Linked DNA regions of Homo sapiens: regions 1 and 3 are each linked to region 2. A link is a contact called in ENCODE Hi-C or POLR2A ChIA-PET data. All regions are on one chromosome and are shown on one strand. Each heading gives the region's core, a stretch centred on a gene start or an enhancer-like site at or near the end of the contact. The rest is flanking DNA. Distances are from core to core; before and after follow the strand shown. Region 1 holds the start of TEX26-AS2 (TEX26 antisense RNA 2). Region 2 holds the start of LINC00398 (long intergenic non-protein coding RNA 398). Region 3 overlaps USPL1 (ubiquitin specific peptidase like 1).

The links. A loop is a pair of places that touch in the nucleus more often than their neighbours do. ChIA-PET counts read pairs that join two places held with the same protein, here RNA polymerase II (POLR2A). Pooled maps may share reads with other maps.
Region 1: a map of mammary epithelial cell shows a loop between it and region 2 (10-fold over the local background). The contact joins the promoter of TEX26-AS2 here to the promoter of LINC00398 in region 2. A Hi-C loop is called at or near these places in 3 of 168 maps with a recorded cell type or tissue (IMR-90, ascending aorta and mammary epithelial cell) and 7 of 50 pooled maps. POLR2A ChIA-PET finds 5 or more read pairs at or near these places in 1 of 52 experiments (BJ).
Region 3: a map of CD14-positive monocyte shows a loop between it and region 2 (4-fold over the local background). The contact joins the enhancer-like site here to the promoter of LINC00398 in region 2. A Hi-C loop is called at or near these places in 84 of 168 maps with a recorded cell type or tissue (A673, B cell, CD14-positive monocyte and 52 more), 36 of 37 single-sample maps with no recorded cell type and 45 of 50 pooled maps. POLR2A ChIA-PET finds 5 or more read pairs at or near these places in 11 of 52 experiments (A673, AG04450, GM12878 and 7 more).

Annotation. Positions count from the first base shown.
Region 1 is chr13:30,976,133-30,979,859 of GRCh38, reverse strand. It overlaps TEX26-AS2 (TEX26 antisense RNA 2), which reads left to right and starts at 2,220. Exons shown (of 3, transcript XR_941820.3): 1 at 2,220-2,300.
Region 2 is chr13:30,801,620-30,805,149 of GRCh38, reverse strand. It overlaps LINC00398 (long intergenic non-protein coding RNA 398), which reads right to left and starts at 1,944. Exons shown (of 2, transcript NR_047012.1): 1 at 1,558-1,944. RefSeq lists a silencer at 2,050-2,169.
Region 3 is chr13:30,660,065-30,663,485 of GRCh38, reverse strand. USPL1 (ubiquitin specific peptidase like 1) reads right to left here. Exons shown (of 9, transcript NM_005800.5): 9 at 2,720-3,421. Among named protein-coding and RNA genes, the nearest start is that of TRN-GTT2-4, 12 kb to the left of the region's middle. Within about 2 kb of position 1,252, at least 5 of the 41 ENCODE cell types and tissues checked have a DNase peak (open chromatin) inside an H3K27ac peak, as active enhancers do; they include B cell, CD14-positive monocyte and OCI-LY7, where a contact is called at or near this core.

The DNA of each region.
Region 1 (3,727 bases), core at 971-3,470, 170 kb before region 2:
AAAGTGGAACAATTTTAAACACATTTACATAACTGTTTCTTCAAGAGGTTCAAAACAAAGAACAGATATTTCTAGAAAGCATAGAAATCCACTATATACACTTTTATTTTGAATAAGGTGTGTGCAAGGGTGATGGCAGTGGCTGCTGCCATCATGCCAGCTGCAGCAGGGAAGCGCAGCTGGGGCTGTACACTCCCTGGAGCCAGGGGGAACCCTGCCCATTCTGAGTTGGGACAGGACCTCCCCATGTGGCTACAGCCACCCAAACCACAGCTGCAGACCCAGGCCTCCTGCTCTAGGGAGCAGGAAGGAGCGCCCCCTACTGGGTGAGGCTACAGCAGCCCAAAATGCAGCTGTGGATCGGAGCCTTCCTGTGCTCTTGGGAGAAACGGGAACAGGCAGGATCTGCCTTCCGAGGTGCAGTTGCAGCTGCCTCATTCGCGGCTGCAGACCTGGGCCTCCTGCTCCAGGAAGCAGGCAGAAGCTGGGGACAAGTGGGAGTCCTGCCTCTTCTGAGTTGGTGGGGCGGGAGCTCCTGGGTGCAGCTGCACTGCCCTCCCAGGCACAGGACCTGGGCATCTCTGTAGCCTACACCCTCGAGTGCCCCAGGAAGGACCCCTGTCCCTGCAGGCTTAGGGGTGTCTGCTCCCAGTGCCTGGCCTCTCCTCCCAAGGCCCGCTCCAATCTCCCAGCGGGGTTGGGGGCCAAGTCCCAGCGGGAGGCTGACAGAATCCTGGGTAGAAGGAAGAGGGTCCCCAGTAAGGGCCCACCCTCAGGCCAGGGAGAGCCTGAAGACTAGGGGCTGGGCTGCCAGTCCCGTGAACTGGAGTAGGGACTCATGGGCCTGGAAGAGTCCAGGCCCACCCATGGCCGCCCATGGACCAACTGGCATACATTTCCTTCCTTCTGAGGTCCATAAAAGCCCTGGGCTCAACCAGAGCAGGGCAGAAGATGGCCAGAAGACAAAGAGAGCAGAGAGATGATGGGACTGGATGACCAGCTGCAGAGAAGAGTACCCTGTCCACTGAGAGCCTCAGAGATGACCTGCCAGCAGAAGGGAGCTACCCACTCCTCTGAGTTGCTCTAACACTAAATAAAACTCTTCTTCACTCTTCACTTGTGTACCTCACTCTTCCTGGATGCAGGACAAGAATTTGGGCAAAGGTGCTGTGGCCACAGGGGTTCCCGGCAAGAAAAAAATCAACACCCCAGAAATCGCCTACCAAGGGTAAGTTTTTCAGGAAAGAAAAAAGAGAATTAAAGAGCCATCGGGGGATATCACAAGAAAAAAAAAATGGCAGGATTAGTAACTGTTGAAAAACTACTATCTTACAAATATAATAATAGAGATTCTAGTGCCATGTAATTAACTCATGCCAGGTCCATGACTGATCTGGGTTTGCCGATCTTCTCTGAGAATGAACCAGGTTAAAGCACTCACAGCTTCTAGCACATTAAAATAAGCAGTGGCTACTGGCCTCATGAGAATCTTTAAAGTGTTCAATGTTTAAAACACCCTTGCCATTTTTAAGATACAAGAGAACCTCAACCACACTCTTACTTTAAAATGCAATTGCTTTTTTTTTTTTTTTTTTTTTTTTTTTGAGACGGAGTCTCGCTCTGTCGCCCAGGCCGGACTGCGGACTGCAGTGGCGCAATCTCGGCTCACTGCAAGCTCCGCTTCCCGGGTGCAATTGCTTTTTAAACACACATTTGTTGACGGTGGTAGAATTTAATATTTTTGAGAAAGAACTGATTCTACAAAGCTTTTTCTCATTTTGAGGGTCCCAGGAATGTTGCATCTAAATAAATGCTGTGCCTGTACCAGTCAGCTATTGCTACATTGGCCTCTGGCATGCAGCAAAGAGCATTTATTTCTCATTCACAGTTTGTGAGTCATTGGGGCAGGTCAGCTGGGGTGACTCATTTTTCTCCTGGGACCAGTGAGCAGCCCAGGTTTATTTCTTCTAACAACCCATTAGCCAAAGAAAGCCACATGGCTGTGCTCACATACAAGGTCAGGGGAAATACATTCCATCTTTAGTGGGAGGCACTGCAAGGTTACATGGCCAGGGGTGTGGATACAGAGAGAGATGAAGAATTGGGGCCAATAATTCACTTTACCACCGTCCCTAAAGCAAAAGTCTGTCGAAGATGACATCTCAATACTGTATTTACAAGTAGAACATCTTGCTCTAGAGTGATGTCACTGACAAGTTCTAGAACCCTGTAGGTAAGAGGACTTTTTGTGTCCAGACAGATGGCAATACTCATCCGTATGTTGTCTGCCCCAGGGCAAGGTAGGTGATGCTGGCTTTTCTTAGCTACCCTACCTCCAGAATACCAAAATGATCTCCAAAGAAGTAATCAGGGTTTGAGGGGAGGAGGAGAGCATTGAACAGGTGGTGCATAGAGAATTTTTGGGGCAGTGAAACTATCCTGTGTGATACTGTAATTGTGGATACATGGCACTATGCTTTTGTCATAACCCATAGAACTTTATAGCACAAAGAGTGAACCTCAATGTATGTGAATTTTTAAAAAATCATTTGGGAGGTCAGGGATACCATTTGGGATGCCCAAGGTGTAGAGATACATTAAAAACTTAAGATGCATGCACAGACACGTCTGCAGTCGTGAAAAACTCAAGTCCTACACAAAACTTTGCTACCAAAATTTGAAGAAGAAGAAGACGAATAGTATAAAAACAACATTCATGGGTGATCCACAACTTGAATCAATAGAAATTTATTGACTGTTGTGAAATAAAGTTACATAGAATACAAGAGTCTATGCTAACAGAAATACAATGGCACTCACACCATGATCCGACTCTTGCTTCCTTGATCTCTTTTTGCGTGACTTTTCCCTGTCCCCGGCCAACTCACTATGTATGTGTCAACCACTCCACCTTCTTCCAGTTCCTAGAACACCAAAATCATTCCTATCTTGAGGCCCTTGCCTTGCTGTTCTCTAAGCCTGGAAAGGTCTTGTCCCATCTCTCCATGTGGCTGGCTCCTTCTCCTCTTGAAGTTTCATTTCAAATAGGAGCCTCTTGGTGCCTCCCTCTAGAATCGAAGCTCCATTACTGTCTTTCACTAGTGCATTATCCCCATCCCCTAAAGCCCTGCTTGGCACGTAGGAGGTGCTCAATAAATATTTGTGGACCAAAGGGGCTACTCATTTATTAATATTTGGCTCAAGGCCCTGATGGAGTATGGACCTCTGCTTTGGAATGGATGCTGTGAGGACAGTCAGGAAGTCCCACACTGCACACACTAAACCAAGAGAGAGTCCACGTAAAGCTCCTGGGTGGCCACTGCAACAGTCTTAAGCACTCTAAGAAAGGCATAAAAGCAGATTAATGCTCAAGTATTGACCCACATCTGCAAAGGACGTTGGGGCAGGGAGACGCTTAGCTGATAAATAGAAAACTACCCCTGTCTAAAGCAGGGATGGTTGGGATATGACTGCCTTGATGCAAAACAGGAGCAGGAAATAGGACAGGCCCAAACAAGGGCTCAAAAAAGAAAGAAAGAAAGAAAGAAAGCCAAAGCGGCAATAACAACAACAAACTCTTGCTGCTGGTGGGAAACCTACAGGGCAAGCTCCTTCTCCACATGAGCCCTGCTGGCAGTTGTTTGTATGTGTGTGTGTGTGTGTGTGCATGCACACGCGTAAGAGCACATGCAGGGGATGTAGTGAAAAGCACAGTGTGAAATGAGGA
Region 2 (3,530 bases), core at 695-3,194:
AATTAATATAAGTGAGTGCTGAAAACAGCCCCTGGTGTGTGTGTGTGTGTGTGTGTGTGTGTGTGTGTGTGTGTGTGTGTGTGTGCTGTGTGTCTGCTGTCGTACATCCTAAATACGACTTCTCATTCCTGCACAATCTTGTTTTGTTAGCTCCTTCTCCACCTGTCAGTGAAGAACATCTAACACCTGAAACCCTTGCCAATTATTTTGGAAAGAGACTTTCTGGAGGAGGTCAGCCAATGCCACTTTCCAGCTGTTGTATCTTCTTTCCATCCAGCTGGACATTGCTAGATGATATCTGCTGCTTGCAAAGGTGCTGGGAGGCCTTGCTTCCAGGGCTTGGTGGGCACCATGTTACCCAGAGGAGACGGTGCCCAGCCAGCCTCTGCCACATGGGTGACTGGGCACCACCCCTGCTGCTGATGCCACTGGCACTCCCCAGGCAGAGGCAGCTCTGTTCTCTGAAGCCCTCATTGTGCCAGAGCCATATGGGGCCACCGCCGGCCACCTGCCTGCAGGGCCTGACATAGCACTTGAGGGAATTGGCTTTTGGTTTTTCCCACAGAATCCATGAACTCATGGGAGGCTGCGCTGTGAGTCAGAAATGAGAATTAACCCTCCTCTCCATTGCCGGAAGCCCTGTTATTATCCCCCAGCCCCATCTTCCTCATTCCCCGACTTCGCCTCCTCCCCACCTCCTTCAGTCAGAAGTCCTCAACCCGACTCCCTGTGAAGGCCCGTGGGATGGCCTTGGGGGACCTGCACTCTAACACTGGACATGTGCAAATCCTGGGAAGATGCTTACAGTTATCAGCATCCTCTCAAAAGAGGTTCATCACCTGAAAAAGTCAAGGACACTGGCTTCTATAGGATGAGCCAACCAGTTAGGTTGCATCCTCCGGGAAAGGCTCCCAGATAGAGTTATGTGTGCAGAGGGGCTATAGCTGAGTAACTCCTGTGGAGGGGCCAGGGGAGAAGTAAGCCAGCCCCACAGAGAGCTCTGGAGCACAGACCACCCAGGAGAGGAATCCCGTGGTGGGCAGAAATGCCAGGCCTTTGGGCCACTGCCTTGCTCTTATGTGGGCCTGGGCCAGCCCAAGGAGGGCACAGTCCTTTTTGAAAGCTGAAGCTTAGTCTGACGAGCTGTGAGTGGACAGCTGTCAGTAGCCACGCTCCTTGTAGCTGGGCCTGGAATCCTTCCTGGAAGGGGAGTGCGGTGCCTGCTGCATGGCCCTGGGCAGCTGCTGTGCACAGCTGCTGGCGGACCCTCACCAAGGTCCATCAGACCTGCCAAGGCAAACCTGAATCCTATATGTGACTCCATCTAAGCCAAGCTGGGACTCTTCCACTCTTAACTTGGAAAATGTGCATTCCCAGCTGCTAGGTCCTGAACTTGACCTGGGGAAGAGAACGACAAGGCCATGCTTGGGCAGGAGAAGCTAGGTGTAGGCAAGGGAATCTTTACCTTATGAATGGGTTGTATACATGTTGCTTGTTGTTTAGAGAGTGGAATACATTTTGTCCTGGAAATCCTACTATAAATGGGGGGATGCGTACCTGGGCCTTCTTGCAAAAGCCTGTTAAATTCCTAATGATGTTGAAATGGTGGGAAGGGTCATCCAGGGAGGACCTCCACGCCCGCCCATCTCCTCTGGGTTGCCCGGGCAATCCTGCAGGAGCCGAGGCTGGACGCAGCTGACCCCAACAGACAGGAGAAACAAGCCAGCACCACCGGAGAGAACCAGGCTGAAAGGGTGACCCAGGGCTTCCGTGGCCTAGAATGAGAGAGACATCGCATGGCGCAAGGTTCCAAGTAGGGTTCGCGGCGGGGAGGGCCCCTGCCGCAAAGGGACTCAGTGTTGTGCGAGGGAGGTGAAGTCGCTTCTTGATCAGCCGTATTTCTTGCCTACACTTGACACCGTCACCAGCCCAGGCGCCTTTCCGGTCACCCTCACGGAAAGGCTCATCCACGCTGGAAGGAGGGAACCTCCTCGTTAACCTCTAGCATGCCGGTGCCTGCCACCCCAGGGCGCGGGAGCCCGCAGGAGCAGGCGTGTGGACGTCCTGAGAGCTGCCACTAGATGGCGCGTCTGCCCTGCCTACTCAGGAGCCCCGCTCAGGGCACCGGGTGCGGGAGCCCGGCTAATTGCCCTCTAATGAGAAGGCTGCTCCCAAAGTGCCCTCCTCGCAGGGAAAGCCCCAGGCTCCTATCAAAGGGAATGGCTTATTTATCCTCTAACGTGAAGAAACTTCCACACAGCATCAATTAAACACATTAAATGTGACCAGAGTGAGAAAACATCTAAAGGATAGAATATTGAATTGTTGCCACTGACAAATATCAAACCACCCATTCTGGTCTCGGTGGCGTGTACAGTTGACCTTGAACAACACAGGTTTGAACTGTGTGTGTCCAGTTAGAGGTGGACCTTCTTCTGCCTCTGCCACCCCTGAGAAGCGGGACCAACCCCTCCTCTTCCTCCTCCTCCTCAGCCTACTCAGAAGACCACAAGGCTGAAGGCCTTCATGGCGATCCACTTCCACTTAATGAGTAGTCGATATACTTTCTCTTCCTTATGATTTTTTAAATAACAATTTCTTTTCTTTAGCTTACTTTATTGTAAGAATATAGTATATAATACATTAACATACAAAATATGTGTGAATCGACTATTTATGTTATCAATAAGGCTTCCAGTCAACAGTAGGCTATTAGTAGTTCAGTTTGGGGGAGTCAAAAGTTGTATATAGATTTTAAACTGTGTGGGGATTGGCACCCCTAAAGCCTTCATTACTCAAGAGTCAACTGTAGGTGGGCCCTGGGAAGGTTCTCAATTTTTTTTTTTTTTTGAGACAGAGTCTGTTTCTGTCACACAGGCTGGAGTGCGGTGGTATGATTTCAGTTCACTGCAACTTCCGCTTCCAGGATTCAAGCAATTCTCCTGCCTCAGCCTCCGAGAAGCTGTGACTACAGGTGCGTGCCACCATGCCCGGATAATTTTTGTATTTTTAGTGGAGACGGGGTTTCGCCATGTTGGCCAGGCTCGTCTCAAACTCCTGACCTCAAGTGATTCACCAGCCTTGGCCTCCCAAAGTGCTGGAATTAAAGGTGTGAGCCACTGTGCCTGGACGGTTCTCAAATTTTCTGAGATCAGATGGAGTCTGCCCCTCCACCTGGCAGGCTGAAGGCTGGGGCTTGCAGAGATGTGGTGTCTGTTACCCCAGACACTGCAGGTGACCTTGCCTCTTACTAACTTTTCTTATCAGTACCATTTGGACCCTCACACTCATGAGGATGTGGGTGATAATGTGGAGGTTAAATAATATGGTCACTGATGATATTTTCTATACTGTCTGTTTGCAGGGCAGAGTCTTACAGATCTGGACCACAGCAGACCTGAATCAAATAAGAATATGCCCAGATATGGGGTATTCGGGAGCAGATTATGAAACAAGGAAACTGAAGTCCTAAGCAGATCCACAGTTCCAAATTCTGAACCGCTTGAGGCCACATCAGATACAGGATGCTA
Region 3 (3,421 bases), core at 3-2,502, 140 kb after region 2:
AGGTATTTTGTTATAGCAGCCCAAACAGACCAGACACATGCCTAGCACTCACTCTTCATGACTTTTGTTCTCCTGGAACGCTCTTCCTGCAATCACATGGCGAGCTCCCTAACTTTATTGAAGCCTCTTCTCAAACATCACCCACCTCCAAGAAACCTTCCAAGTCTACCTGGTCTAAAATACTTCTCCCTCTCATCCACTCCTCTTCTCCATAGCATTTAGTGCCATCTGACATAAGAATCAGTCCTCGGCCGGGCGCGGTGGCTCACGCCTGTAATCCCAGCACTTTGAGAGGCTGAGGTGGGTGGATTGCCTGAGGTCAGGAGTTCGAGGCTAGCCTGGCCAACATGGTGAAACCCCGTCTGTACTAAAAATACAAAAATTAGCCGGGCATGGTGGTGCAAGCCTGTAATCCCAGCTATTCGGGAGGCTGAGGCAGGAGAATCGCTTGAACCCGGGAGGTGGAGGCTGAACCCGGGAGGCGGAGGTTGCAGTGAGCCGAGATCATGCCATTGCACTCCAGCCTAGGCTACAAGAGTGAAACTCCATCTCCAAAAAAAAAAAGAATCAGTCCTCATTACTCACAGATTCCGTATTTGTGAATTCATTTACTTGCTAAAATTAATTTGTAACCCTAAAAATCAATGCTTTCAGTGCTTCTTGTGGTTATTCGTGGACATGCATGCACAGAACAGAGAAAAATTTGAGTCACAGGACGTGCACATTTCCAGCTGAGGTCAAACAAGTCAATACTCCACCTTCCTCTTTCAGTTCACACTGTAAACAAGTGTATTTTTGGGGGACTAGTGTCTTTGTTATTGTTCCTTTTTTTTTTTTTTTGAGACGCAGTCTCGCTCTGTCGCCCAGGCTGGAGTGCAGTGGCGCAATCTCGGCTCACTTCAAGCTCCGCCTCCCAGGTTCACACCATTCTCTTGCCTCAGCCTCCCGAGTAGCTGGGACTACAGGCGCCTGCCACCTCGCCCGGCTAATTCTTTGTATTTTTAGTAGAGACGGGGTTTCACCGTGTTAGCCAGGATGGTCTTGATCTCCTGACCTCGTGATCCGCCCGCCTCGGCCTCCCTAAGTGATGGGATTACAGGCGTGAGCCACCTTGCCCAGCCTATTGTTGCATTTTTTTGTGCTTTTTGTTGATTTCACTGTTTAAAACGTCCTCAAGTGCAGTGCTGAAGTGCCGTCTAGTGTTCCTAAGCACAGAAAGCTATGATGTGCCTTATGGAGAACACCATGTGTCAGATAAGCTTCGTTCAGGCTGAGTTACAGTGCTGTTGGCCATGTTAATGTAAAGAATCAACCATATAGATCAAATAACATGTCTTTAAACAGAAACAGAAAAGGTTATATAGTGATTGTTTGACAAAAATCTCATGACCACAGGCTAGCAGGAACCTATTTCCCCTAGGAACAGTATTTCAGTTTATACTAATTCAGTGTTCAAGGCAACTTTATTGACCATAACTACTACAAATGACATGAATCAACTGCATGTATCTCCTATTACTACCTAACATTATATATTGATCTCCATGTTTGGAAGGCAAACTCAAAAGGAGCAAGGATTTCCTTCTAGTGTGCTGCCTTATCTCAGGCTGATAACAGTGCTTGGTCCTTAGCAGTAATCTAGAAATATTTGTTGAAAAGATAATTAGTACAAGCAAAGGATAAGCAATTCTTAAACCCACCCCCGCCTCCACCAAAAAAAAAACAAAACAACAACTCAAGTGGACAATAGTTATAGAAAATGTTCAGGCTCACTAGTAATCTTGGAGCACCCAGGATTGGTTCCCCCCTTCCTCCCAATACTACTACCTAGTGTTGGCGAGGGCCCAGGGAAGTCAGTCATGCAATCACCAAAAAACCTTAAATGTGCATTTCCTTTGACCAAGCAACTCCACTCCTGGAAAACAAAACTTGGATCCATGCAAAAATTTATCAACAAGGCTAACTGCTGCAATTAACAATGGCAAGACAGTATAAATCACCTCAGAATCTTAAAACAGTGAAACAATGTTTATCCATTAAAACAGATACAATAGGATCTCACGTTTATTTAAAATCTATATGCATAAAATAGGAAAATGTTTGTAGTCACTAAGTATTAAAATGCATGGTCAAAAATCTTTTTTTTTGGTATTTTCCTAGTTTTTCCTTGACAATATGCACTACTTTTGTCAGAAAAAAAATAAAACAACACAGAAGCTTAGGAGTAAATCTGACAAATAGATTATGAAGTACTGAGTCCCTAGCAAATAATTTTACTGCAAGGACACTGGCTGCCAGCCTTAAACCTCAGTAAGTACTGCTGTTAACTCAAATCTCTACGGCAGTGGTGCTGTTTGGGCATCCTACTTTAAATGAAGCCTGAGGAGTGGAACATATATTGATAAGCTCAGCACTCAACTGCTGTAATAGCCACTCTACTCAATCTCAGCTCCACAACTGAATGAGTACAGTCTCCTTATCTGTAAGATGTGATAAAAGTATCTCACGCACAGGAATGTTGAGGTCTAAATGAAATAACATCTATCTCATATATCACAACCAACATCTAACAAGCCTCACAAGCACTGGTTATTACTCTCTCCCAAAACAGAACTGTTAGATGGTGTCCCACTTTGGTTACAGAAGTAAATGTCTTGGGAAGAAAGATGGTATTTGTGATAACATGTAAAGTTTGTACATCATCACAAAAACAGGTAACTTTTTTCTGCTATCATTTATTTATAGATTTATTGATCACTTAACATTACTAAAGTTCAAGTAACAAGGTTTCTTGCCCTCCTCTGTATGGAGAGATAAAGGAGATAAGTGACATAGGGAAAGTTTACATTCCACAGCACTCTACCGGTGTAACAAACAGGCGTAGGCTCTTACAGAAGGCCACACAACCATAAGGAAAACTGTCACACATTCATATACCGTATACAACTTAAATCTGCATAAACTCTTGAACTAATGATGGTGGCAGGTGCTCCAGTCAGCCTGCTATCATTCCGGCTGCAGCCTTGGAGCAGGCAAGATCTCCACCCTCCTGGGTGCGGGTGCAGACTCAGGCATCCCTGCACTTTTGGGGGCCTGCTTTTGCAGGCTCGGAAGTGCTTGCCTCTGCAGCTTGGCTTCTCCCTGCTATTGGCACCAGCTCTCAGATCAAAGCAGGGGGGTAAGCCTGGAAGCCATGAACAGGGAGGGCCTGAAGGCTGAGGGCCAGGCTGCCAGTCCCACCTGTAGGAGTGGGAACTGGTGCCTTTTCCAGGCCAGTAAGTATGCACTTCCTCCCCCGAGGCCCGTAAAATGCCCCAGGCTCAGCCAGAACTGAGCAGAGGGTGGGACGACCAGCAACAGGGAGGAGCTACCCTCTCTGCTAAGAGCTTCAGAGACCTGTAGAGACGGCAGAACAACCTGC